7 separate regions of the Homo sapiens genome follow, and regions 2, 3, 4, 5, 6 and 7 are each linked to region 1. A link is a loop called in an ENCODE intact Hi-C map of the cell type or tissue named here. Cell type or tissue: PC-9. All regions are shown on one strand. Region 1 has its middle 110 kb from the start of LINC03005. Region 2 overlaps CDKAL1 (CDKAL1 threonylcarbamoyladenosine tRNA methylthiotransferase). Region 3 overlaps CDKAL1 (CDKAL1 threonylcarbamoyladenosine tRNA methylthiotransferase). Region 4 overlaps LOC105374976 (a long non-coding RNA gene). Region 5 overlaps CASC15 (cancer susceptibility 15). Region 6 has its middle 3.9 kb from the start of SOX4. Region 7 has its middle 190 kb from the start of LINC03005.

Region 1 (4,000 bases):
CACACACACACACACACACACACATATATATCTCCTATTGGCTGTTTCTCTGGAGAACCCTAACAAATACAGACATTTTAATACCAAGAGTGATTCTAGAGGAAGAGAATTTCAGGAATCATTTTCGGAATTGGTTCTAGCGTTTCCAGAATTGGCTGTCTAATATGTTTACATTTAAAGATGCTCATGTCTCTATTTTCAGTAGTAAGGAGAGAATTGATAGTCCATAGCATGAATTGGTAACAGAGATACACAAAATATCTGCTTTGGATCTTCTTAATCACTCACTTAAAAGAATCAAGGAACTCAGTAACTTTATGTATGATGCTACTGAACATTTTTTGAAAACTAGTGAATATAATGAGATGGTCTGGTTGTTCCTAATGTCACTGGACAAAGAAGTGGTGAAAGAAAAGGATGAGCTCATGGATTTGAATTTCCTTAAAACTTATTTAAGTTTTCCAATGGTATTTCATACAAACAGTTTTTATTTTAAAATGTGCTAAAATTGAGAAAATCTGCATATCATGAAGTCTAACACTCATGTGAAGGTTGAAGAAAATTTATACTTTATCAGGGAGTCAATACGCCACCCAACAGCCTTTTTCTACCCACAATGCAAGATTAATGTTCCTAGGAGTTATAGAGAAAACTAAACCCATGGAGGGGTAGCTTTGTTATTGGTGCTATTACGTTGGACCACAATAAAACTGTGTTGGATTTGAGTCTTGACTGATAAATTTAATCACAGATTTATCTCTGTGTTTTACTTTCAACAAATATTTGTGGACACCCTTTTCCAAGGTAAAAACCAGAAACAAATAAAAACAACAACAACAACAAAAAACTTTACCGGACATTATAAGGGTTAAAAGGAGTATATGACATAATTCCTGTAGAGATGACATATATCTAAGTTATTGCTTGAGATACAAATATGGCAATGAAAGGAGGCTATAGGAAGTTTCATATACTTAGTACATGCTAATCTCAGGCATTTCAGAGTTTGATGATGTAGGATTTGGCTTTGAATCAAGGGTAATATTTGTATAGGTAAGTAGGTAGGTGGGTAGGTATTAGAACATGGTGAGTGCTTCAAGTAGGCAGTCATGAGTAAAGCATGGAGGAAAAACTGAAAAGTCAGCTAACAATAGTGTTTGAGTTTAGCTAGAATACAGATTTCATTTAGGAACTTAATAAAGATAAAGAGGAAATTATAGTTTGGGGCCAATTGAGTAAAAGACTTTTAATTCTAACTTAAAGTTTTCCAAATTAATTCTTTTAACAATGGAAGAACATTTCGTAGTTTTCAAATAGAAAAACGTCGTTGTGGTATTCTATGAAGGTCTGGGAAGAGAAAGAAAAAAGTGATTAGTCTTTACTGAGTGTTACTGACTCAGGTGATCTTTTGGTAATAGATTAGAAATGTTAGTTCCTAGTGCAGTTACTCGTCATTAATAAGAGTTTAAGGTAACTATCGCAAACAGAAACCTTCCCTCAAGATTGACATAGCCTGTGTTATTCTTACTGACTTATCTCATGGGGCTGAGTTGATAGATCTCGAAATGCTTTTTAAAAAGCAGACTGGGTGGCCAGGGCCAATTCCCAACTGATCCAGATAGAACTTGGCATAAAATCCTCTAGGGAATGTCTGGGTCCCACCAGCTCTGCCACCTGACCACTAGTGGGCAGACACAGCCCTCGGTTCTCAGGAAAATTTTATATCACAGAGGGGAATCAGGGTCAGCGATTTCAGGGGCAGTCCCTTTCACTGCTTAATCCAACCTGGCTGACTTAATGATATAAATATAGATTTACTGCCTCTGCCCCCTGAGCACGGAGCCACCACCTTCACTCTAAAGGTAACTCCACCTGGTAATTAACTGTGAAATATTGAGTGGCCAGTGTCTGACCTGAGCGTTTGTGCCAAGCAAAAGTTTCACTTGTTTTGTTTTTTTTTTTCTCTCTTTCACTGCCAGTTTGTGTGTACGTGTATTTTTAAGTATTAACTCTCATGGAAGCACATGCCTATTTAAAATTCCCAGACGATGAGTCAGACCCGTTCAGTGAGGTTCCTGGAGAGTCACATGATGTGATTTGATGAAACTTCACCTTATGAAGGGTTGGAGGAAAAAATAAAAAAAAACACTTTCAGACTTATATACATATACACATATACATACACATACATATATATTATTGTGGATATATACTTGTATATAATGTCATATAATTTTGCATACATACACACACCCACACAGTAGAGAAACAGACAGACACACATATACATGCAGTTAAAAAAAATCCCTTTGCTTTGTTTCTCTGTTTCCCTCAATAGATATTTAAAAATCTGGTGAGCCAACAGCTCATGCCTCTTTGAAACAAGAAGACAGCAGAAGCCCTGTAGCTACATGTGCTGCATATGAGTTTTAGTTATGTAGCTACCCTCTGAAATCACAATAGTGAAACTGGAAATTTGGATTCCAAAGTGATAAAGAGCATTGCTGAGACTTAGGATATCTGAGTCGTTTCACTTGCTGCTCTGATATGCTATAGGCTTATTTAGGCCTTTAAAAAATTCTGTATTATAATTTATACTTTTCTTCAAATCAGTTTGATGTTTCATGGTATAACTAACATATCTTTCTACGTTGAACAGTAAAGTAGGCTAACTCCTGTGAATAAATCCAAATTATAGTAATTTCTGAAGCTCTTCAATTAATTTTTCTGTATGTCTTCTCTAAGTGTAAACTCACTCTAGGAGTGATATTTGCAGTGTGAAAGCCTCATTTGCTAATGAACCCTAGCTATAAGCAGGATTGAGTCACTTCTTATGAAAAATATATGAGTTATAGAATAGTAAGTGTTCTAGAATGAGCCTGCCTCAAGAGAAGTATGGATGGAGAGCAAGAAAGCTAATAGTTGCTTATAAAGGGAAAGTTCCCTTCAAAAGATTGAGGACAGACACAGGATTTTGGGAGTGTCTTGTTGTTTTAAAACATCATAGAGGAAGTAATTGCTGCATCGATTCATTCACTTAATAAACATTTATTGAGAGCCCACTGTGTGCCAGAAACTGCTAGATGCTGGAGATTCAAGAACCCACAAGTCCTTCTAGTTTGATGGATGGGAGTTTCATAAGCAAATAGTTATAATTCGGGAATGTGGAAAGTACTGTGAAAACACAGGTGCAGCAATGACTAACTTTGCCTAACAGAATTTGATAAAACTTCACAGAGGAGGTGATATTTGATCCAGATCTTTACAGATAAGTAGGAAATGACTTGTTGAAAAATTACTAAAGCAGAGGAAAAAATTATGAATGTTGGGAATGTAGGGTTGAAGGAGGAAGGCCCATTAAAGATGTAATTTAATATTAGCCAGAACTGGTCCATAAGAGGGAGCTTTGAATGTGCAATTCATTTGCACTTTTATTCTGGGTGAATCCAGAAGCTAAACATATTTCAGCAGTGGGTTTAGAACCAGGAAATGGAAAGCGACTAGTAATCTAGGCTCTCTCTCATAATATTCATCCTCAGTCTCTGTCCCTGTTTCTGTCTCTCTCTTTCTTTCTTCCTCCTTCTCCTTAACTTGCTCAGGCTCTCTCATCTTTAGGTCTGAATAATTTTTCTCTGAAGAATGACACCATTTTGTACTAAGATATGACAATTTTCATCATCTCTGGTAATAGTCTAAACTTACTGGGGTTGCTATATCTATATGCCAAAATTCCTAGAGGGAGAATCTTATTTGCCCAGCTGATCCAATGCACTGTGGTCAGGAGTGGAGTCACATGGTACGGATACAAGTCCTGGAAACAAACCTCCATCAAAAGGGAAGGACATTCTCATATAGGTAGGCCGTGGGTCTAACACTGCTCCAAAAGTTATCTACAACTTATAATAATTCTATATTGAATGCTCCTAAAAGGATTGTGGGAGTGTAACATGACACTGTTACCTTTTGCACAATGCAAACCTAAATTTGCTGAGGTTGTTTT
Region 2 (4,000 bases), 2.0 Mb after region 1:
TGACAGGAGCAGCAGGAAGTGGGGTGGTTAGGGCTAAGGCTAGAAATAGAGACCACAGATGGCCAAAATTCCCAGCCTAAGGGGCTAGGATTATAACCATACAAAGCCAACTACAGACATTTTAAGCAGTCAAGGGCCAAGTCAAAACAGGATAAGAGGTTCTGCTTCTAGGAGAAGGAGGACATAATTCAGAGCTACCCTAATGCACAAGTTTAAAACAAGGACTAAGTCATGAGTCATGTGTGCATGAGTAAGAGTAAGAAATGAACACAGAACTAATTTCGGGTCACAAACAAGTTTTCTGAGTTCATACTGAACTACAGCTGAGGAAGCAGAGTCAAGGGCCAGCTGCGGTAATACACAGTGAGTCACTAGTAAATCAGTGACACAGGTCTCAGCCCCAGGGCAGTGACCTCAGACTGGCCCGCATAATGGTCAGATAGGTATACCTTGGTCCTAGTCAGCCTGTGAGGACACCTGAAGTTTCTGTGAAAACAGGAACAGGACAGCAAGTTTGGACAAAGTGAGGATCTGAAAACTCCAAGGATACTTTCAAGATATTAGGCTAAAAATCCCTAAATCTCATCAGATATTAGATGGCAAAGACTTGTAGATGACGTTCACAAATCTGTCCAGGTCAGAATCACCATGCTTATTTAACAGTTGAGGTGTTTTCATATCCCTCAGTCGTAATTGCTATTATGAACATATTTTTTGTAAAGTGCTCCACATTTTACAACACTGCCTGCAGGAATGCTTCCCTAACCACAAAAGTCTTTCCCATCACAATGTAAATGCTTATTGATTCCACCGTATTCACAGCAGTCTACAGCATCCTCCATTTAGAATATAAGCTTCAGAAGGCCAGAATTGGAACCATCATCACCAGACCTTCCAATACACAGCACATACTATGTGTTAAATAAAAGTGTTGATTGAACAAGTGTATTGACTTTTTAGCTGGTTCTAGTTAGCATTTAAATTTATAATATGTAGAAGACTAATTTGTAATAAAAAGACTGACAATAAAAAGTAAGAGAGGAGATAGGTAGCTCTGTGTGTACGTGTGTGTGTGTATATCATAAAGGAATTAGCCAACCTTTTAACTAGTTGTTTTTCATTAATTAAAGGCACTAAAGCAAATACTCAAAAGAAAACTATCCTCACCAATGTGAGGAAAGAAAACAAAATGTTTAATGATTACACACTGAATTCTACGCCTGCCTGTTACAAGTGGCTAAGAAGCAACAGAATTTGCATTCATATCTAGGTCTGCCTGACTTCAAAATTCATATTCTTTCCAAGAAATCCCTGTCTCCTGCATGCTCAAAATAAAAGTTTTAGGAATAAAAAAGTACACAAAGAAAAAATATTAACGAATTTAATCCTTAGAATGAAGCATTAATCCCATCAATGCACAAATGCTGTCATTTTGCCTAAAATATGTCCACTACATAAGAGACAATTGCCAAAGAAGGTTTTGGGGATTTTTTCCTCCAAGGCTGACTCCACACTCAACAGTAGTGGCACCCTGAATGTCCTGTCATGTTAGCAGCAAGCAGTAGTAATCTATCCTCCGCATTTGTACTGACGGCATCTTTAGAGAAAGTACACCCTTACATCCTGCCCCAAGTGAAAGAATCTGCTGCTTAAAGTTGCAGTGACTTTTCTAATCCCCAGTCCAGCTCTGCCAGTTTTAAACTACAGGTTCTTATATTTATCAGCAGAAACCCACCAGGGTGCTCAGATCCTGAGTCAGCTTCAAAAACCCCAGCAGCAGCTGGTAAAAATGGAATGCTAATTCATTACAGATGGTAAAACACTGCCTACATTTTAATTTATTTACATTTTCAGAAATTTTGAATCTGCAGTTAGATTGCCAAATTATTTTAACATGTAAGTTTAGCCTTTTTCAATTCGGTCTGTGCTTAATAAAAATTAATGTTTATCTGTTAAAAATTCTTTCAACAAGCCCAATTAGTCCTATGTTCCCACAGTTTATATTTTTAAAGCTATTTAAGCTAGTAAGCCTTTTTTTCAATTTCTTATTATACAAATCACACACAGAGTCAGGACAAAACTGGGTCTAAATCATACCAAAATGTTTCAAATAGATCTATTATATATGAGGATAATTTTCAGTAGCTTTGTATTTTCCACAATTGCCATGTTTAGTAATGTGAAACTAATAAATTAATAAATTGTAAGATTATTAAATAGCTTTACAGACCCTATTTTTTTTCATTAGTGAAGGTAATAGAGACAGAGAACACATTATTACTTAATTTTTAAAAGCCAAGGGAACAGAGAAAGGATATACCCAAATTAAATGCTTACAGCGCTGCTGCCCTCTCCTGGAATCAATCTTCCAACCCCCCTCCCCACATCTCAGAGACAATGGTGAACATGAAATATTATAACTGTACATACTGAAACATTTTATAAGAGTGGGAAGCACTATTTTTTTTCTTTTATCAATTCAAAGGTCTACAAAGATACAGAATGATCAAGTCATATGTAACCATCTCTTCAAATGCTCAGTGCTTACTTGGAAGCATGTCTTGCCACCTACTTATCAAAAGGGCTAGACTTTTTTTTTTTTTTTTTTTTTTTTTTGAGACGGAGTCTCGCTCTGTCGCCCAGGCCGGACTGCGGACTGCAGTGGCGCAATCTCGGCTCACTGCAAGCTCCGCTTCCCGGGTTCACGCCATTCTCCTGCCTCAGCCTCCCGAGTAGCTGGGACTACAGGCGCCTGCCACCGCGCCCGGCTAATTTTTTGTATTTTTAGTAGAGACGGGGTTTCACCTTGTTAGACAGGATGGTCTCGATCTCCTGACCTCATGATCCACCCGCCTCGGCCTCCCAAAGTGCTGGGATTACAGGCGTGAGCCACCGCGCCGGCCTGCTAGACATTATTTATTCTGAAACTCTTTAACCCTCCTCCCATCAGTTCAAAATATCTCAAGTTTTTTGACACAACCTCTCTTTGCTCCTTCTTGTATCAGAGTAGGAATGTCCCTAATCTTTTGTTTGTCTAACATTACCTTCCTTTCCCATCTCTTCTGAAGTCGCCCTCTCATCTATTAAGATGCCTCTTTTCAGGAATATTAAAATATTGTGGCCTGGCACGGTGGCTCATGTCTGTAATCCCAGCACTTTGGGAGGCCAAGGTAGGCGGATCACTTGATGCCCGGAGTTCGAGACCAGCCTGACCAACATGGTGAAACCCCATCTCCACTAAAAATACAGAAAATCAGCTGGGTGTGGTGGCTTATGCCTGTAATCCCAGCTCCGCAAGAGAATCGCTTGAACCTGGAGGCGGAGGTTGCAGTGAGCCAAGATCACACCACTGCACTCCAGCCTCGGTTACAGAGTGAGACTCCATCTCAAAAAAAGTTTAAAAATAAACAAACAAACAAACAAATAAATAAAATAAAAATACAAAAAAAAATTAGCCAGGCGTGGTGGCGGGCACCTGTAATCACACCTACTTGGAAGGCTGAGGCAGGAGAATCGCCTGAACCCAGGAGGCGGAAGTTGCAATGGGCTGAGATCACACCACTCTATCATCCAGCCTGGACGACAGGGCGAGACTCCATCTCAAAAAAAAAACAAACAAACAAACAAAAAAACTTGCTATTTCCTTGTTCCTTTTCATCTAGAAACATGGATAAATAGCCCCCAATGTAAAAATGCCATTTCCTCCATACAATTTCATCATCTACCATACCATTTCCATTGTTTCCATGGTTGAGGGCACCAAAGAGTAGCTTTTATGGGGCTTTAGCCATCTCCCCCTAACTCTACCTCTAACCCCAATTATTTACTTCTATATCCCAGGCCCAACGTCCTTCAAGCCAGTACAAACAAACATAATTCTAAGTAAAATCAGGCTGCTTGTTTTAAACCCACAGCTCCCCCATCTGGGACTGCCACCCTTAAGCACCTTCCACACAGAATTCCGGACCTGCCCTACTACTCCTTAACCTCCAAATGTTAG
Region 3 (4,000 bases), 1.8 Mb after region 1:
AAGTGTAACCTAACAGATGTTAATGTGAGATGCAAGAAAATAGGTATTTCTCATTATTTTCTTGGCTAAAATATAATTGCCAAAATCTTTCATTATTTTACTCTCTATCATATATTTATTTACAAATTAATAACAAAGGAAATGGTACACATTAAAATTCATGAAACTTTCTTCAGCCAAGGACAGTTTCCCCTCATTTGATGACATTATGTAAACCAAAGAAAAACAACTGTAATGTTCCTTTCCCAGGTCACACCATGTGAGTAACTAACGTACCCACTAAAGTGAATGGCACAATAGAAAATGATGAAAGGGCCATGAAAAAGCTAAATGGATATGATCTATAGTAAATAAAAATATATTGTGCCATTCTGTTTATTGTTTCTATTCTCAGTGAAAGTTTGCACACTGTTCTAAGATAAATGAAAACCACATTGGAAAGTAAAATAAAAATCAGGAAGAATTTTAGCAGACATTCTCTAGAAGACAAAATAGTCATTAGAAAATGGAACCATCCACAACTGAGAAGCATATCATTTAATGATTTGGAGACTTTCAAAATTATAAAAGGAAAGCGATAAGTGTACAATGTTTGACAGGGGTATGGAAAAAAAAAGCCGCTTGACTTATGTACTTAAAGGACTTGAGCTTTCTGGCTTTCCATACCAAAAACTAATTTACAGAAAGAACACAAAGGCAATTCATATCAAAACACTGCCCTCAAAGTCTCCTGAGACTCTGAGCCAGGTACTAACAGGAAGTGTAAGGTTATAGTCACCTTGGATCACCTTCTCAAGTTCAGACCTTCAGAGTACCTCATCACTAAATTAAGGTATCCTTAAATCTGACCTGCTGAAACAAGCATACCTATATGTGGACTTTAAATCACCTCGGAGTAAATAAATTTAAGCTAGTATCCAAGGGGTAACATGTTTCCATTTGCATGTGTGGACAAACTTTAAATAAAAATAAATTGTTACTACTAATGTTCAAAGGCTAATGGTAAAAAAAAAAAATTATCAATTGAGAAACATTTATCTTCAAACTTAAAAAAAAAACTTACATTAAGCAAACTGCTAATGTTTTTCCTACATTTATCCTCATGCCTTCAACTTTAGATCACTCTTCCAACCAGTATTTAACCTGAATGATCTCATCAAAAGGTAACAAGGATGATTAATGCTGATGCAATGTAATTCCTGCCCTGCCCTAGCCTAAAATATATTGGACAATATGAGTTCTCTGTGAACAGCATTAAGTGCTGTACAGATATGGATTACGGTACAGTGAATAGTAACGCACTTCCTGTTAAACATCACCAACAAAAGTTAGAAATGAATAGAAAGTACACAAAGCACATACTATATTGGCAGTTCCTCAGGCCTGTGGCTAGAAACCCACTGATGCGCATGACAGGGATGAAGAGACTGAAGTCTGAGCACAGTAAAAGTCACAAAGAGCCTCCCAGCCAGGCCGTGGAGTCTGCAGTGAGCTCAGGGAGGGAGACCGTGACCAGAAGGGCCATCCCCCTTCCCTCCTCACACACAAAAGGAGCAGAGTTTACTGGTAATGGTTTACAGCTAAGCCAGCTGACCCAAACTGTTGTCAAGTCTAAGCATGAGTCAAGCTCTCTTGACAACTTAAATCAACAGTTTGGGTGCAGTCAACCCGCCACTTAGCTGAGTTCCTGCCACAATCTATTGTTTAGAATTAACTGAAACTGATTACATCTCTCAGGACTCTGGGCAGCAGCCAATCCATGAGCGTTTTGAAGATAATTTACCCCCTGCACTGCAAATAATGCTCAAAGTTAACTCTATGGCTAGGCGTGAACCTGTAGAACAACTTGGGACAAATGTTATGTTTATTTATTTATAACCAAACAGTGGAATGAGTTAAGGTTTAACACTATCTGAAGATTAGAGAACTAATTCTGATTTTTAAATGTAACTTAATTTCATACCTCGGGACCTGCAAAGTAGGAGGCCATGCTGGGGGCCACTATCATTCCAAATCCTTGTAGCTTTGCTAAAATATGTTGGTGGGTCAGCCTTCTGCCCAGCTACCGTTGCTGAAATTCCTTCCAAAACAAGATCTCAAACATTGGCCCTTCAGAGTTCCTGACCTATTCTGTTGTTTCTTCTTTTGCTTTAAGACATTAAATACCCCAGCCAAAGGTAAATTATATTTAAGAAAGATAAGTTCCCACGCATTATCAACCAACAACACTTCAAAGACAATGACTTCATACAAAACTAACCACCAGCAACAAGGACCATAAGGTGTCCCAGGAAAGTAGACATTTATTAGAGAAGCAACTGAAATGTCCGGACGGATGGCACTATGGGGGTTGAATTAGTGTGTGGGGTGCTACCTTAGGTGAGGTAAATAAAGAAAGGTGTACAAATGGTGACGAAAACTCTGGTTTTGAAAAAATGTATCTTTAATTTCAACTTTGACAACCCCAAAGGATGGCATCGTTCTTAGAGACATTAGTTGATATCAATTAATATGTAACTATTACATATTTACCCTCTGCTTTCTCAATCTTTTGGGTGAGTTCTGCCCACTGAACTGTACGTTCAACTTAGGGGCATTTTATTAAAAAAGCTGTAGAAAGAAAATAAAATATTTTCAATGTTTTTTTTCCTTCATATTTTTGTGTGCATTTTAGATTAAATGGGCTGTCTTTCACTTAATCTGCAACAAATTCTTGTCTTTATTTTTTAGGTATCATTTATTGATTGTGTTCTGTATTGTGGTTGTTTTGTTATTAATATTGCTTTGAATACATAAAAAAGTAGCAGCAATCATTTAAGGAGTGCCTACCAGGGACTGTATTAAGCCCATCTTAACACATATTATCTCAATTCTCAAAAAAAACCTTAAAGAAAGGATGTAATTATCCTCATTTTTACAGAAAAGCAAATCAAGGTAAGAGAAGTTAAGTAATTTGGTCCACATACCACAAAGATAGGATTTAGTCTATCTATCTAATCTGTATATCAGTTTAACTGGCCCTATGCCTGTGCTCTCAATTACTGGACTACATTAAATTTTCTATCATCAGTATTGTGATTTTGATTACTCCCATACAGTTCTTGCTTGGAAGAAAATCCTGACAGTACCTCACTTCAGTATCTCTGTAACTAAGTGGCTGGGTTCATAAGATACTTGCTTTAGCATTCTTTCTCTGGCTCTTCATTCTTACTTACATAATAGTACCTGTGTCAGGTACCGTGGCACACACACACACATCTGTAATGCCAGCTACTTGGGAGGCTGAGACAAAAGGATCGCTTGAGCCCAGGAGTTCAAGATAAGCCTAGGAAACATAATGAGACCCTATCTCTTAAAAAAAAAAAAAAAAAAGGAAAAAAGGCCAGGCACGGTGGCTCACGCCTGTAATTCCAGCACTTTGGGAGGCCAAGGCAGGCAGATCACCTGAGGTAGGGAGTCTGAGACCAGCCTGACCAACATGGAGAAACCCCGTCTCTACTAAAAATACAAAATCAGCTGGGCGTGGTGGTGCATGCCCGTAATCCCAGCTACTCAGGAGGCTGAGGCAGGAGAATCGCTTGAACCTGGGAGGCAGAGGTTGTGGTGAGCCAAGATAGTGCCATTGCACTCCAGCCTGGACAATAAGAGTGAAACTCTATCTCAAAATAAATAAATAAATAAATAAAATAAAAAAGACAGAAGTACGTAATAGTACCTGTGAACCTGTGAACTCTAACAGAGTTCCTTTCTGTCAAAAACAGCTAAAAGTAGTTGAAGATATGGGACTATTTCTAATATAACCAACATATATTTCTGTCTAACATTGTGAGTGAACAAGCCTTTTATGGCAGCCAGGTGGTGCCACGGAAAACCAGACACTGCCCCCGCCATTAAATACATGTGAAAGGGAGAAAAAAATAACTTCTCCAAGCAAATGAAAATGAAGGAAGCCAGACTATGACTTCTAAGTTGCAGTCTAATTCCACATGCTCATAATCAT
Region 4 (4,000 bases), 620 kb before region 1:
ATTCAAGGATAAATCTTGCAAGAATATATGGGTTTGTAGTACAGATTGGGACTCCATCCGGGCCTCTTTTAATTCATACTCTTGTCTTTGATTCTGATTTACTTTCAGTTAGAGCACTGATTTACCTTTTTTGGTCTTTTCTCACTTTGTTCTTCATAAGCCCTTTGTTGGCTTTCTAAAAGTTATTGCCACTGAATTAGATTTTAATGGAGTTAATATATCAGTATGTTATTTAGTGTTTTAGTCTGTGATTAATCCTAGAAAAGCTGGGTGAGTGCCTTACCAGAGGGCCGCATGTTCTCCAGGTTGCAGCATTATTCATGTCAGATGCAAACAGACAAATACAGAGCAGCAGGAAAAAATGAGGTGAGGAGGCTGGGGAGTTCAGACTTTGGTGGAAGAAAAAGGAGGGGTGAAATGTTTTTACGCAAGCTCAGTTTTCAATTCTATGGTCTCTAATGAGGCAAGCAGACTTTAATCCTGCCATAGCTAGGATGAAAATGTTATTGATTCCTGATCTATGTTTAATGATGAATTAATAGATTTGCCTTTATATTCAACTCTGCGGCACACTTATTTCTGTTTAAAGAGCAGGTCCTTAGGTTGCATGGACCTGAGACTTAACAGTTCTCTGTGCCTCTCTCTCCTTGCCCAGTGAAAAGGAGCTTAATCCTTATTTGGCTCCTGAAAATAATATGTAGAACCAGTTAAATCTGATCCCCAATTTGTATGAATGTGATAAAATATGCATTAACCTCCCACTATTGCTTTTCTTGTGCACAGGCAAAGAGAACACCAGCAGAAAGTTTACCAGAAGTCCCCTCTCAAACACAGATGGCTACAAAAACCTGAGAAACCTACTCTAGCCCATTAACACTTTTCTGTCCAAAAGATTTCCTGAGAAGCTGGAAATTCTGCCAGCCTGGGCTATGATGTTGGCACTTCCTCCTAGTTCCATTTTCTCTACCTGGTGCCTGGCTGGCAATGCATTTACTCCTTCAATGTGTCCTGAGCCCAGGGTAGGACAGAGTGATTTTTTTTTTTTTTTTTTTTAATTCAAGACACCTGGAGCTACAGGTCACTTTTGAAACCAGCAAAAATAGCCTGCAGTTCTAGGTTACTTTGACATAGGTAATGACTTAAAATTCCTCTGAGCTTAGATTTTATACTTATGATTCTTTAAATTAGCTCTCATTATCCCTGCAGGTTTCTGCCTTTTGAGCTTTTAAAGTCACAGATTTCAAATATAACCAGGGCACCAAAGTCCTTAGCTTCTAAAATCACAAACCCCCGCAGGATGGGAATGATAATGCGTGTATGTTAGTGGGGGTAGTGGGAGTTACAGTTAGTGAAATAAAGAATTGAAGAATTGTCCTATGGTGAATGGAAGAATCAGTGCTGGCTATTAGCTACAAAGGTACCAGCTAATACCTCACTGAATCTGTGCCAGAACCAAACAAAACTTTGGCAGGGGAGGAGGACTATGGAGGGTTACAGAAAGAAGATACTACTCCCCTCATCGCTCCGTCCTTATATATATATATGTAATATATATATATATATATCTTGTGCCATGTGAAGCAAAAATAAATACATGTATTGGGCTAGAATTTCATGTATCTTGCCCCATGTTTGTGATTAGGTTTAATTTTTACAATCCTACATGGTGGGGCTTCAGTAATATAATATTTCTGTGGGCAACACATATATTATGAACCACTTATGGGCATAAATAACAAATATTATTTTTGTTATATATAATCAGAAAGCTTGAAAGGGAACAAAGATGCCATCAAGACTGTCTGCCTGTCTCTGTGCAAACGTGACTGTCCTTACAGAAAGCAGTAGACATATGGCTATCTGGACTGTTTTCAAAGGATATGGCCATCCCTCCTTTGAATAAATCATTCCTGCCGTTTAACAACCTTTACAGTTGGGACGTGCCTTCTCATAAAGAACTTGCTTTTAGAATTGACCAGGGTTTCTCCATTTTGCTGGGCAAAACAGACTGCTTTGTATTGTTTGACCACATACTAATGCTTTTGTAGAGAAAGAATTCATTACATGGTGAATGCGGGAGGGTGGTGGCTATTTCTTCGGAGAAGTGCTCTCTTCCCTCCCTCAAACTCCTACAATTTCAGATTGGATTGTCTCAGATCATCTTTTCCTTCCCCTCTGGGTTACAGTGCATCACACTAGATGGCAGTAATACCCCAGTTTGAAGAGTCCATTTTACATCTTCCCTCCCCCATTACAATCTTTTCTTGTCCATAGCAATATGGAATAAAACATGCAAATAAAATCCCTTCATTTTGTACAAGGTTCATTCAGAAAAGCTGATATACAATTAAAGCTGGTAATGAAAAAAATGTGTTAAATGATATAGAAAATTCAGGCATTGTGAGTTTTTTTGTGTGTAGCGGGTACGGGGGCCAGTCTCTGTTTTGTTTCTTTGTTTGTTATGGTTGTTTTTCAGATAGATATAGTTTCATTACAAAAGAAAATTTGTTAGAGCCAAAAGTCTAAGCTTAAGTGGTAAGGTAAAAGTGTATTTCTGAGAAAAGAAAAGAATTCAGTCATGCCATTAGCTTATTCTTTTCTGAAATCCTATGTTTCTTCCAGCAGATTGGCTATGCTTTTATGCAACATTAACCTGGATTTTCTAGACGGAGATGGTCAGATGAAAGCTCACAGCCCTATGTATATTGCCCACTAACAGGGAGTAGAATAACTGGAAGGAAAACAAAACCAACTCAAAAGCTCCTAATACAATGAAGAACCCTTTTCATTGTTTTTGTGTAAACCTGGAGGTTTGCAGATGATTTGGAAGGAGACAAATTTAGCTTCTGTAAAATATTCTTGGACAGCTAATCCAGACTTCCAGAATGCCCTACTGAGAACCATCTAAGAACGAGATGCAAAAATAATGGCTCTATTCTGATTGGCAATCATTCATTTTACATGTAAAGTAGTAAAAACATAAACTGTTTTTATCAAAACAAACTCATCAAACATTTAACTTGATGTTACTGGAATGTTATTATTTTTTTTCCTCTTCCAGTTCACAGCCCTAGGCTTTATATTGAAATTCACAGACACAATGCTCTCATTTTAAAGGAAAGCATGTAATCAACCTTTTAAAGATAACTACACAGAAAACTGAAGCAGCGTCATAAGAAGCAATGTGAATTCATGAGCAAATATGAAGAATGTTGCTCACCCCACATGTGAAAATGCTTAGTGCATTATTTATAGACATTGTTTGACCGGGGAGATCAAGGTCATGTGTGGACTCCTGGGCAATGGGTCAAATCTTAAGAGGCTGCCCTGATAATCCCTGCTGACAGTTTCTTGGATTGTGTTGGTGTACTTAAGTAGATGCATTTTCCAACTTGGAGGGAACAGTGAAGAACTTTAAAAAAAAATTAGTTAGCTATTCATTTATCTGACTTGATCACAACTCATTAATTTTGATCAGAAACAGTGTATACGGTAGGGAGGTTGCTATATTCACATGCTCTTTTCCTAAACTCTCTAAATCATTCCACTAAGAGAAATACACAATTAACCTTTCCCGGTGACAACTGCTCCTTGCCTTCTACCCCTCGCCAATAATGTTTCCATATATTCCAATGTCCAGAGTAAAGCAGACTCAATAATTAGTGTGACTCAGAAGAAAATACTGAAATCTTAGAATGTTTACTGTAGAAATTCTCATGGAAAATTATTTCTAAATGTTTTTAAAACTTATATGTTAAATATTGTAGAATTCCATATCTTTGTCACCCATAGTGGGCCCATTGTTTATGTGTCACCCTTGGGTTCTCCTGTGTTATACAGAAGATGTAGACTGGCTTGCTCAAGTAATCATGGGACATGATATTGAGGTCCTGACCTCTTCTAGCATTACATGGGCAGTGGCATATGGTGGGGAGGTTGGGAGGAGTGGGACACCCCAGTACAGGCAATAAGGAGGTACATTGTCTGTAGATAATTTTAA
Region 5 (4,000 bases), 790 kb after region 1:
AGTAACAATAGATATTGTGTGGCAGGTATCTTGCAATCTACTGTAAAAATTACAATTTTTTTACAGCAGTTTTGTATTATTAACGCCATTTCACAGATGAGACAATGGAGGCTAATAATTTTATCCAAGGACATAAGGTAGATGAGATTTGAAACCCAGGTCTGGTTGACTGCTGGTAGTAAGGGCATATTTTGTAAATCAAGGCCATCTAAACAGGAGGAATATTGACAAATGAGAAGAAACAGAAGCGTCAATGGAGGTAAGAGCAAACAGAAACTCACGAGCTAACCCGACTGCCAAGACATGATAACTGCACTGCACATAATGTCTGAAACCTAATGTGGGTTTTTTTGTTTGTTTGTTTGCGTTTTTTTTTTTTTAACACAGAGTCTACTCTGTAGCCCAGGCTGGAGTGCAGTGGCATGATCTCAGCTCACTGCAACCTCCACCTCCTGGGTTCAAGCGATTCTCCTGCCTTAGCCTGCCAAGTAACTGGGATTACAGGCACACACCACCATGCCCAGCTAATTTTTGTATTTTTAGTAGAGACGGGGTTTCACCATGTTGGCCAGGCTGGTCTTAAACTCCTGACCTCGTGATCCACCCGCTTCGGCCTCCCAAAGTGCTGGGATTACAGGCGTGAGCCACCGCGCCTGGCCAACTTAATGTTTTAGGAGGGCTGAATGCCGTGTCCCATGTCCCTTGGAAAGTCTTTTTTTTTTTTTTTAATCTCTAAATCTCAGCCTTATAAACAAGAATCAAAAGAAAACGACTCAACCTAAGAAAGAGAAATTCTGGTTGGGCAAGAACTTTAATAATCTGCCTTCCTACATGGTCCTTTTCTCTAAGTTATATATTAAAGAAGTTACACAGGAAGAAGAAAAAATCAGAGGGTAAACAGAAAATTACTCCAGCAAATGTATTGACCTCTAACGAAGGATAATTTCCTCAAAAGTATTTATGCTTTCTAAAGTATTACACTTTATGTAAAAGTAAAGCTGCAGTATAGAAAGCAACATCAGAGAATTTGATTCTTAACATACAGCTGTCAGGGATGGTTTACCTGAACCCACATTGCAATCCTAGAGTGTAAGAGCAACTTGGTGAAAGGGGACAGAAAACTCCCTGTGGAGCCGCAGACTCTGGAATCTATTATACCCATTTCCAATCTCACCTAGAAATCCAGAAAAAAAGTCACTTTCAGACACATTACAGGATTCAAACTTTGCTTTCTTACGAGAAGGTTAGAACTATATGCACACTTTGCCATTTGCTCTGCTCTTCCATTTACAAGGTTTTTTTTTGGTTTTTTTTTTTTTTTTTGGTTTTTTTTTTCCTCACACACTTCTACAGTTGACAACAAAGCGTTCTTACACACAACACTGCCCACCCTCTCATCTTTCTATATCCATTTTTAAGTGCCTGGAAAACACAAGAAGGGGAAACAAAGGGCAAATGCCAGTCTGTGACCTCTGTCTGGACTTAGCCAAGCGTGATGTGTGAATCAGGTGTGCGGAATGGAAGTTTCCATGGCAACGAGACTGCCAGGCAGGCAGGGACTTCACACAGGCTTTCTACCAAGGTAATAGAAACAATGAGGCCACCTGAGGGACCTCAGCAAAGAGGGAGGCGGCAAAGTTCAGAGATCTCCAGCGACGGCAAGGACCTGGGTCTGCACTGACTTATTCCACACCCACACCCCCCTGCTTTTGATTCTGTCCTGCCAGCTCCTTGAGATAATCTCTCATCTCTCTTTTTGGAGGGGAAGGGAGGGATAAATTAGAGAAGTAATCTCTAAAGAGAATTGCTTATGAGAAAAATGTAGAGGGGTCTACAAGAGAAGAGTTTTCTTTACGTAGAAAAAAAGCAGCTCTGTGAGTCCAAACATTCAGCCACTTGAGAAAACTCTGTCTGACAGAAGCACTTAACATTTTCTCTAAGGTTCTTTGCTTTACCTTGCAACGTGCTCTTTGAGAACCCAGACCCTAATGAAAAGATCCTGAGCTATATTTTTGTTTTATGGATGTTTAAAATTATATTTGCTATAGATAGATACTTTAAAATTATTCTAAACGTGTAGAAACATGTATGTTTTTAAAAGAGTTGGCTTTTTTAGTCACATGACTTGGAGATAAAGTACACAACTTTCATGAAATCGAAGTTTATCTTGGTTAGCTAATTGAAAGAAGGTAATCTGAACGCTAGGGCTATGATGATATTATGGCTTTTCAAGCCATTTTCCTGACTTGAGACACACAGATGTTAAAAAGAACCAGAACAAGGCTTGTGTATTTGGAACCAAATCATGGAAGACAGCAAATTCCGCTTCTCCCTTCTCCACCATTTTTAGCTTTGCTCTGGAAGAGGCCTTTGGATTCCTCCAGAATGCTACTGCAGAGACTGAAGAAGAGAAAAGCACCTTACGCTATCGCACCTTATGCTATTGCACCTTATGCTATCAGCTAATGTCTCTACTTTAACAGACTGCAATAACTGTTGCAACAGTGAGCCCATCCTTCCCACTGCACCAGAGGAATTCTTCTAGGCTGCAAATTTGATCAAGTCACTCTCAGGCTCCCAACCTTTCCAACAGTTCCTCACTGTGCTCTGGGCAGTGAAGATCTCTTAACCATGGTTTCCACAACTACACACGATCTGGCCTCGGTAGATTTAAGCTAAGGTGTCCTTAGCTTCATCTTCCACCATTCCCCAACTTGCCCTTCGCATTCCAGGCAAATTCAACTACTTTTAATTCCCCAAATGTACCATTCCTCTCTCTTGCCTCGCCTTTTATGTTACAGATTTCTGTAAAGAACATTTAAATCTTTCCTGGTACCTCAGCTCTGCTATCACTTCCTCTAGGAAGCCTTAGCCCCTGGCACAATTTCACCCTTAAAGTCCTTCCTAGGGGTAGCCATAGCACCCTGGGCATCTCCCTACAGCCCTTACCACATGAGACTGCAACTGCCGGCTTTGCCTTTCTGATCCCTATCCAACTGGAACAGAAAGCAAGAAAAGGGCCTTGTTTACCTTTGTCTTAACTTGGGACCCAGCGCTTAGTAGATGGTCAGACAAGATTTACCAAAAATGAATGAATGAACAGAAAAGCAGGCAAATGGCCTCTGGTGTGGCCTGGCTGACCACAAAGAGCGCCGACCACATCTGGGCCAGAGCCTCACAGTCCAGTTCTGCTGCTTACCAGTTTTGTGGCTTCAGGAAAGTTCCTTAGCCTCAAAGAACCTCAGATTCCTACTTGCAAATTGGTGTAACAGCACAGCCCAAGATTATCACATGCATCCAATGAGATAGTGTTTGAAAAATTCTTTGAGAAAAAAAAAATTTTTTTTTTTTTTGAGACACAGTCTCACTCTGTCGCCCAGGCTACAGTGCAGTAAAGATCTTGGCTCAGTGCAACCTCAGCCTCCCGGGTTCAAGCGATTCTCCTGCCTCAGCCTCCCAAGTAGCTGGGACTACAGGTGTGCACCACCATGTCTGGCTAATTTTTGTATTTTTAGTAGAGATGGGGGTTTCATCATGTTGACCACAATGGTCTCGAACTCCTGACCTCAGGTGATCCGCCCACCTCAGGATTACAGGCATGAGCCACTGCATCCTGCCACTCTTTGAGAAAATTTTAATAAGTCTCTACATAGCAGCTCTTCCCAGTGGGAGGCTAAACAGGAGGGAGAAGAGAGAAGCTGGCATGGCTGCCACAGGGGCAGCAGCAGTCCTGAGGAAAACCACTCAGCAGGATCCAGCAAGCAGCTGTAGAAATTCATGGTCGGTGGCCATGCATAGCACCCATTGACTTCCTTCTAAGAAATAACTATGTCCTCCTCTTGCCCACCTAGACATCCTTGTTATATACCATTTCCCATGTATATACCCCATTCATTTCTACCAAGCATTATTACTAATAATAAAGGTTTTAGGGCTTTTGTTTACTCTCATTCCAATTGTTAAGTGCCCTCTCTTTCCTCATGCCCCATCTAGATCCTAC
Region 6 (4,000 bases), 1.2 Mb after region 1:
TAACACTATAATAGGAAACTAATATTCTTCAGGCTAACCATAAGTGGTTAGGTAAAGTCAATCCAAAATAATTAAGTCGGCTTTTGATTCAGATTAAACTAGTGCTGGGTAGTAAATTTCTATGTATCTTGTCAAACTTTTAAAGTATGTAGGCTGGCAATAGGCCCAGGTTGTCAGACTTAGAATTTTACTGGAAAGAACACCCTATGTAGCCATCTGACTGGATCTGTAAGGATCAACCACAAGCAAAACTGTTTTTGTGGGTAAAAGCAAATAATTTTTGACGATTAGCTACTTGTATTACATAATTTTTTTAAAAAAGGAGAAACAAATCCTTAAAAAAAGAAAAACCCAAACCAAAAACACACAGGCACCTTTTTTGCATAACAGTGTTGCTGTGTTATATACTACATTTTCTCTGGTGTGCATAGAAACACATCCTTAAATGTTACCAATCTGACAAAAAAAAATTATTTTAAGAGGGCTATTATCTATAAGATCAATATTTTCACTAGAATAAAAAAGAATATTTATTTTTGAATTTGTACTAACTAATGATTTGAGGGTGTAGCTAGTTTGATAATTCAGTCAAGTTGAGTATCAACATTATTGATTATATTTCTCAGTCATTTATGCTTCCATCATCGAATATGATAGGGAAGAGTGGAAGTTAAAGCAGTCATATATGTTTCTGCTTAAAACACATGGATTTTTTAAAGGGTGTACTAAAACACAGCCACTGGCCTCATTCTTTTGTTACATGTATTTTCTGTATTTCAACAAATCCAACAAATTTTAAGACACACCATTATATTACATTCCACCAAGGAAGAAAGCTGCCAATGAAACTGTGATATCCCCCTAGATGTAGGATGCCTCCTTATTTCAGGAAGAGTTGAAATGAAAAGAAAAATTTCCTCTTAGACTTGATGAAATATGGTATCAGTAACTTCCATTGACTTTATAATTACTGCATATATATTTATATATTACACAAGTGCCTAGACTTCTGAAATAGATCTGTTCTAATGGGTTAGTTCTCTTAGAATGTAAGAAAACATATGACGAATGCCCTTTTATTAAAGTCATCTTTGTGACCAACTAAGTGTGTGCACACTGGAATGTGTTGGACCTCTCAATACCAAATAATGAGAAAAGATTTCTCCCTTCTCATTCCCTAACTTCATATGCTCTGTAATCAGTTCTCCATTACTGACATTTTTTTCCCCAAATACCAGATATTTGGTGGCCCCTACTAAATCAGTACGCAGTGTTCCCTCTGCTGGCTTTGCAGTACATGAAGTAATTCTTAATGCTAGTCTTTTAGCTGTATTAAGAGAAAGCCAAGATAATTTTGCAGAAAAAAAAAATCCTGGTTTAGAATAATAAACTGTCTTTGTTAGCAATGATGTTAGACATTTCCAATTTTGAATTAGGTATTTTATTTTATTCCCTTAAATGATGGAATTCCATTTGAGATGTAAGTGTAATATCTGCTAATGCATTTCTTCTGCTCTCACACATCTACACAACATAAAATCTCACATCCATACAATGGTATGGGGCATAGATGAAATAAGATTCTATTCCACTGCTTAATATATTCCTTTGGCATGGAGGGAGGGACCTGAATGGAAATTAGTTTAACAAATCTGGATTTGCACTGATTTGCAAGATTTTGCCTTGCCTTGGTTATAGAAACTATGATTGTAGGCGCTAGTCAGACCTGACAAGTATTCAGTTCAAATAAAATAAAGAGGAGGAAAAACTGTGTAGTTGTTACTTTACCTGACAAGGAAGAAGCCCTGGGAAATCTGATGTCATTGGCCTTTGTCAACTGAAAGGCGCCAGTTTTTTTGGTTCCACACTTTATGGAAAAGAAGCCTCCATGTGAGGCTGATTTACTTCTCAGTCAAGTAGACAAACATAACTTGCACTTCATCCTTTTGGGCTGATGACATTGCATTGTAACTGGGCTCAGCGCGTAATGGGGGTGGGGGTGCGTGCATTGAAAAATAATATATGGAAATAACTCATATTTGCAAAATATCAAAATAGGATTCTGGGGTAAATGAAACCTAGCATTTATTTTTATCACTAGAATAAGCTAAGAGTTAAGAAACCTGCATTTCTAACAATTGTACCATTTTCCTCTCATAACCAGTGACTAGCACACAGTAGGCTTAAGCTGTTCATGCCAATGCCAACTCATTATTCCTTTCCTTCGATTTTCTCAAGAAAACAAGCAGAAGACGAATGTTTGCAGGGCCACTTGGATTGCAAGCATGAATACAGGCTTCTGCTTCTATTCTAGAGGCAGAGGCACGGCACCCGGGGAGAGCCTGGGTTTGTCTGCAGCCAGCCGGCTCCCAATCTGGGGAGAAGCAGCCGCCAGGTGGCATCGCTGAGCCTCCCTGCGCCCGCGAGGCGAGGTAGGAAATCGTGGGGATAGTCAGTCTTCTTTCTTCTCCCCCTTCCTCCTCTCCCGACCCCCCTACCACTCCCTACCACTGTACCTTCTTTAGTTAGAGGCTTAAACGCTCAACGAGTAACAGGGTATGTCGATGAATTCTGATTTTTTTTCATAAATCAAAGTTTAGGGCAACCACCCGCCGCCTCCTGCTCACTTGTCAGGAGCTCCGGGTGACGGGGGAAGCCTAGACCAGCTTCCTGTCTGGATCAGGTAACCCAACTCGGGGGATTATCAATTTCAGTTTCCCTGTCTTCTTGCTAAAGTGAATGCAGTTTCTCCGGCTTCCGAGAGCGGCTGCAGAGAAACGACGCGCCTTACTTAAGGACTCCAGTGCAAAGGCCACTCCCTACTCAAAAAAAAAAAAAAAAAAAAAAAAAAAAAAAGAGGTTTCCTTCAGGCAGAACGCCTTCCGGAGCGCAGCGACTCGGTCTCGCAGGCACGGCGCTCTCCCTGGCTTAAGCTCGCCAAGGATTAATGGTGCTCAGCCTCGCTCCGCCGCGGCAGCCGAACCTCTCCTTTCGCTTACAGTTACAGGGAGGAAATAAATTGGAATCGACTCAGACTGTGCTTTCTGGAGGAAAGTCCTTCCTACTGTAAACATGTTTCAGGCGATCCTGTCAGCAGCATTTTAACACCCGTCTTCCGTTTAGGTTTTACGACCGGGGAAGGAGCTGAAGACACGCGCGCGCACACACACACAAACGCGGGCGCAGACGCAGCCCAAGCGAGGACACCTCCCGCACCCTCGCGGGCTCCCAGCCCTCCTTTGAATTTGCAACCGGTCGCGGATAGGTTGGGGGGGTCGTTTCCCAGGAGCTTGGCTCCTCCGTCCTCCTACCCCATCCCCTGGCCCTTGGAGATGCTGTCCAGTTCCGTCACTGACCAGAACTGACAGCCACTTGGCCCCCTGCTCTCTTGAGTGCCCAGCATCCTTTGCTCTGGACGACTAAATGCTCTCTGTGAGCCTTGCTTGGTTGGTACGGCGCGCGCTGTGCGTGTGGGACCCACTCTTCGGCAGGCACACGACCTTCGTACACCGGCTGGGCAACCACCCACTTCATCCCCTCCCCGGACCCCGCAGGCTGAGGCCCCATTGAGAGCGCAGCTGCAGCGTCTCTTTCAGAAGGGCAGAGCAGGCTGCGCGTGCACGGCGCGCGGGGGGAGGAAAAGGGCTGAGAGCTGAGGGAAGTCGACAATTCATTGCACCCCAGTCTTCAAGCGTCCCTTCTGCGCGGATCACGGAGGGACAGACGTGCATTGGCGCCTTCCCTCGATCCCTCGCTCGTGCAGGAAAGACTGGACGGTGGGGGCTCTCTGAGTTTGCGAGGGCCACGGAGGCGCCCCAGGGTGCCAGGCGCCCTTGTCAAGGGCCGCGCCCGAAGCTCCAGATTCAGTCCCCAGCACCTGTAGGAGGCGGTTTCGGGTCTGAGAGAAGGGAACATATGGCAGGTAGTTAACAGGGAGAGGCTGCGCCCTGGGCGCAGTTACGAGGAAGCCAAGCTCTGCGGAAGGTCTCGGCTCGCTTTG
Region 7 (4,000 bases), 78 kb before region 1:
AATTAAACAATAATGAGGTGGTCAGGGACAGAACAGAAAATTCAGGAAAAAGTGATAAACTAGAAGACAGTGAAGAGATTCAAACATATAGAAAGAACTTATACTGTTAACATTTCAGAAAGATCAAAGTATTACCTTAAAAGCATTCATTGTACTAAGCAGCTAGGATCTTTGAGGATCTTGACAAGATCAGGCTCTGTAGGATAATGGATACTGAAACCACCTTGCATTTGATGAGAAATGGAATGAGAATTAAAGACTTGGAAGCCTCAAGTTCTGACTACTCTTTCTAGGAACTTTGTTATTCAAGGAAGGAGGGAAATGTATAATCATTGAAAGGAAAAATCATGGCAAAATTGTAAGAGGTTTCAAGTATATTTATATGCTGAAGGAAACAAGCCAGATGAGAGAGCAAAGGAGAGAATTATTGTTTTAGGTAAAAGAGCAGATAACTGGTGAGCCTCAGTGGAAGACGTTGATGGCATCAGGGTTCAAGTGTAGCTATTAGCCTTGCAGGGAGGAGGAACTCATCCTAAGATGTAAGGACAAGAGAAACAGGTGCAAAATGATGCAGATATATTAATTTGGAAGAATGATTGGGAAGCATGCTATTCTCAGTGAAATAAGAGACTAGAATTTTTGTTAAGATTAATTTTAACAAAATCCTAGCCCTACGGGACTCCAAGAGAGTGATGACTATTTGAAAAAATGTTATGGAAAACAGCAGCAAGAACCAAAGATGTGGTATGAGTGGAGAAGTGTGTGAGGGGTGGTATCAATACAGATGGAAGATAAAAGCCACAAAACAGGAGTCAAGTCTTCAGTGAATGTGGAAGAGAGACCTGGGAGTCAGCAGTTGACAAAGACTAAGGGTAGAGGAGCTAACATCAGTGGAAGATGCTGCTTATCCTCCACTGAGATTGTGTCGACATTTGGTCTAGAAGATACTGGAGCTTCAAGTCCACTGACTTTGGTTATCGATACTGTATGCTGTGGTTCTTGAGGAAAACAGTCACCATATAAAAAGCCTGCTGGGTGAAAAGTGTGTGTAGGGAGTGAGGATGGAATTAGTGTCTTCCTGGGAATCACCTGCCCTGGTATCCTCTGTGAACTTACCCTCTGAAAAAGAGGCAGGTAAGTCAGGTAATGGCTGCATCAGCCAATTGTCTAGCTTAAACATTGCCAGGACTGCTCAAAAGACTTAATGCTCTAACATCAGCAAAGGACCCTTGGATAACATGAGGACTTAGCCAGCAAAGACTCAGGGGACCAGTGCTCTCTGTTCCTCAAGGCACAGCAAATCTTGTGTTAAAAAAAAAAATCTCAAAGTAGAAATCCATTTGCTGTTGCATAGACTTGCTTCCCATAGTAAAGCTAGTAACTCCTGGTGAAAACATCTTAGGAAGATCTGTTGGGTACAGTATTGATATTAGATAGCTCCCCCAAGAACCCAGCTCTAAAAGGTCTACCAGAGGTGGTGCTGAGATCTTCATACTCAGAACCATGATAAACTGTGGTCTGAGTATCATTGGTGTCTGTCTCACCTGGGAGCTTATTGAAATGTAGAATCTCAGACTTCACCCCAAACTTAATGCATCAGAATCTGCTTTCTAACAAGATCCCCTGGTGATTCCTGAGTGCATTAGAGTTTGAGGAGTTCTGTTCTGAAAGCCACAATTGCTAGGAGCTTCACTTTTTGTTTGTTTGTTTGTTTGTTTGAATAATACACATTAGGTACTCAGCTGCCTTTGACAGCAACAGGCTTCTGAGAGCCAATGGGAACAAGCTGCCCTATGGGCATAGTTGCCCAGCTGGGACCCTCTGTCCAGTTGTGTGAGAGGTTTTGCCATTTTTATGAGTAGTAGAGGGAGGCAATGGAATGAAGAAAGAGATGGTAGAGCACAGAGGTGTGTCTAGTGTGTGTGTCTCCGTGGTGTGTGTGGTGTGTGTGTGTGGTTTGTGTGTGTGGGGTGTGTGTGTGTGTGTGATGTGTGGGTGTGGGTAGTGTGTGTGGAGTATTTGTGTGTGGTATGTATGTGTGGGGTGTGTGTGTGTGTGTGTGTGTTGTTTTCCCGCCTCTTCCCCAGAATTCCTGCAGCAGTGGAGATTATCATGACCTCTGGAGGGAGCTCTAGAATGAATTTTCTTTGGAATTTGAACTGCTTTTCAAATTCCTGGTGAAGGGTGTGACCTCAGTAAGACTCTTGGTGTGTATCAAGTACAGCACGGTGGTAGAGTGGTAGGGTCTGTTTCCACAGAGTTTCTTCTGTGTAGATTGGGCCCTTTCTTTTCAATTTTTGCCTCAGGGCATCTACTTCCATAGACTCACTGAGTGTTAGAAAAAAGGATTTCATGAATGATCTTCAACAATCTTTTCAGTTAATTCACAGACTGGAAATAAAGAAACTGTAGTTTCATAAAGTTTCACTTTATTCAAATGTAGTTTCTTTATTGAAAGTACTTGAGTAAGTCTTATCCTGGCAAAGTCTTGACACCAGAATTAGCTGAGGTTGGTTCCAGAAAAGGGATCCTCTAAAGTTCTTGGCATCAAAAAATAGAATCTCCATCAAATAAATAAATAGAATCTCCTTCATATCCTGATATTTTGACTGCCTCATTCATAAAAGGGAGAAACAGTTAATGACTTTTTGTGAAATTTCAGGTTGGACCTCATGTCAAAATAATCCTTATTCAGAAAGTGTGGGATCCAACAGAAACTTCAACGAATGTGAAAAAGAAAGTTAGCATGTGCCTTCTTCTCCCATTTATATTAAAGCAGGTGGAATGCAAAACTGTTAGCAATAAAACTCTACTCTGGCTCTTCTCTATAAATGTGGACGCTGTGCTCACTCCCAGCAGAGTTGAAGTTCAAATAAAGGCAAATAAAAGTGTGCTTTTTTCTGCTAACTAAACCCCCCTGCCACCCACCTCACTGTCGTGCTATGTTGGAGAGTAGGACGAGAAAGATAAAGCTTACGCCTCAGTCTCTTGGTTTACTTTACTCCAAGGAGAGCTTTGAGCAAGAGAAACTAAGTCTGAGTACAGACCATCGTGCCATGCTGCTAGAACATCTTATAAAATAAGACCTATATTCAAAGGTCCTAATGATTCACTTGAATCATGTCTTGAATGTCTTTTTTCCTCAAATTAAAATTGAGCCCTTTGCTTTAGTTTTCTTCTTAAGGTCATCTGTGTATCTATGTGTGTGCGTCTGTATGTTTTAATGATTTGTTTGGTTTGAGCCCCAAATGATGAGAAACCCTCTGAACTGTTATGTCGATTCTCTTAGTGAAAATAAATGTCGGTCAGATTCAACCAACCACTCTTGTAGAATACCTGTGATATGCCAGACACACTTTACATGAACCCCACCACATATATGGGATGTTCTATTGTTACCTATTAAACAATTTTCCCATAGATAGCTTATAAACTAAAGAACTGGGAATTCAGGGCCTTTTTCACTACATCAAACCTGACAAGGCAAAGATTTCCATTCCTTAAAGTCTTTTCAGGTCATTTGTGTATTTTCAGCATTAAAATGTAAGTTAAACCCATTTTAAAGAATCCTAATTTTTTAGACCTATAGTGAAATACGACAAATTCAAAAAATTTTTGGGAAATAGACACACGTGCATGCACGTATACACACCCTGCTGTGAGCTCGTGTGGCTGCGGGTGGTTAGTCAAAGAGGAGCATTGTAAAAAGTATGTGAATTGTTTTTAAGAGTGATCACCACTTTGCAACAGGAAGCGTTTTACTTGCTCTTGTGCTCTTTTTCTTTCTCTTAAACAAAAGGGAGATTGTTTATAACCACTCAGATATATTTTGTAACACATCATTAAAATGATCCAACCCAGGCAGCTCACAAGAGCCCATTTTTTAGGTAATGATGAACTTGCAATACACAGAAGCCAGACAGGTTATTCTGCTGATTCAGTCAATTTTGTGGGCCTGGTATGCACATAGTTTTCTCCTAAGACAAAATCAATAATTTTT

The links. Hi-C counts contacts between places; a loop is a spot of excess contacts. Peaks named below come from ENCODE experiments on the same cell type or tissue, not always from the same donor. Only the 100,000 strongest peaks of a DNase experiment are listed, where the experiment ranks them.
Region 2: a loop joins it to region 1, with 22 times the contacts of the local background. A loop is called at or near these places in 4 of 110 quality-filtered maps.
Region 3: it touches region 1 in a loop (9-fold over the local background); 2 of 110 quality-filtered maps call a loop at or near these places.
Region 4: it touches region 1 in a loop (5-fold over the local background); 8 of 110 quality-filtered maps call a loop at or near these places.
Region 5: a loop joins it to region 1, with 6 times the contacts of the local background. A loop is called at or near these places in 3 of 110 quality-filtered maps.
Region 6: a loop joins it to region 1, with 6 times the contacts of the local background. A loop is called at or near these places in 24 of 110 quality-filtered maps.
Region 7: it touches region 1 in a loop (5-fold over the local background); 5 of 110 quality-filtered maps call a loop at or near these places.

What each region holds. Positions count from the first base shown.
Region 1 is chr6:22,826,324-22,830,323 of GRCh38, reverse strand. No RefSeq gene overlaps it. Among named protein-coding and RNA genes, the nearest start is that of LINC03005, 110 kb to the right of the region's middle. In PC-9, CTCF peaks have their summits at 1,462 and 1,664 (motif pointing right); DNase peaks (open chromatin) are centred at 2,043 and 3,173; H3K4me3 peaks cover 1,078 bases; H3K27ac peaks cover 3,314 bases.
Region 2 is chr6:20,873,922-20,877,921 of GRCh38, reverse strand. All of the region lies in intron 9 of CDKAL1 (CDKAL1 threonylcarbamoyladenosine tRNA methylthiotransferase), which reads right to left. Among named protein-coding and RNA genes, the nearest start is that of CDKAL1, 340 kb to the right of the region's middle. RefSeq lists enhancers at 69-298, 1-841. In PC-9, a CTCF peak has its summit at 2,350 (motif pointing left); a DNase peak (open chromatin) is centred at 351; H3K4me3 peaks cover 801 bases; H3K27ac peaks cover 2,399 bases.
Region 3 is chr6:21,020,147-21,024,146 of GRCh38, reverse strand. The region is part of intron 11 of CDKAL1 (CDKAL1 threonylcarbamoyladenosine tRNA methylthiotransferase); the gene reads right to left. Among named protein-coding and RNA genes, the nearest start is that of CDKAL1, 490 kb to the right of the region's middle. In PC-9, no CTCF peak of the experiment used is centred here; DNase peaks (open chromatin) are centred at 1,196 and 1,746; H3K27ac peaks cover 2,356 bases.
Region 4 is chr6:23,444,799-23,448,798 of GRCh38, reverse strand. The region is part of intron 4 of LOC105374976 (a long non-coding RNA gene); the gene reads left to right. All of the region lies in intron 2 of LOC105374975 (a long non-coding RNA gene), which reads right to left. Among named protein-coding and RNA genes, the nearest start is that of NRSN1, 680 kb to the left of the region's middle. In PC-9, CTCF peaks have their summits at 1,994 and 2,203 (motif pointing right); no DNase peak of the experiment used is centred here.
Region 5 is chr6:22,034,005-22,038,004 of GRCh38, reverse strand. All of the region lies in intron 7 of CASC15 (cancer susceptibility 15), which reads right to left. Among named protein-coding and RNA genes, the nearest start is that of NBAT1, 110 kb to the left of the region's middle. RefSeq lists an enhancer at 276-385. In PC-9, no CTCF peak of the experiment used is centred here; a DNase peak (open chromatin) is centred at 1,524; H3K4me3 peaks cover 982 bases; H3K27ac peaks cover 990 bases.
Region 6 is chr6:21,587,821-21,591,820 of GRCh38, reverse strand. No RefSeq gene overlaps it. Among named protein-coding and RNA genes, the nearest start is that of SOX4, 3.9 kb to the left of the region's middle. RefSeq lists enhancers at 2,457-2,506, 2,517-2,616, 3,384-4,000. In PC-9, a CTCF peak has its summit at 2,400 (motif pointing right); DNase peaks (open chromatin) are centred at 2,410, 2,830 and 3,940; H3K4me3 peaks cover 2,176 bases; H3K27ac peaks cover 1,647 bases.
Region 7 is chr6:22,904,440-22,908,439 of GRCh38, reverse strand. No RefSeq gene overlaps it. Among named protein-coding and RNA genes, the nearest start is that of LINC03005, 190 kb to the right of the region's middle. In PC-9, CTCF peaks have their summits at 1,941 and 2,143 (motif pointing right); no DNase peak of the experiment used is centred here.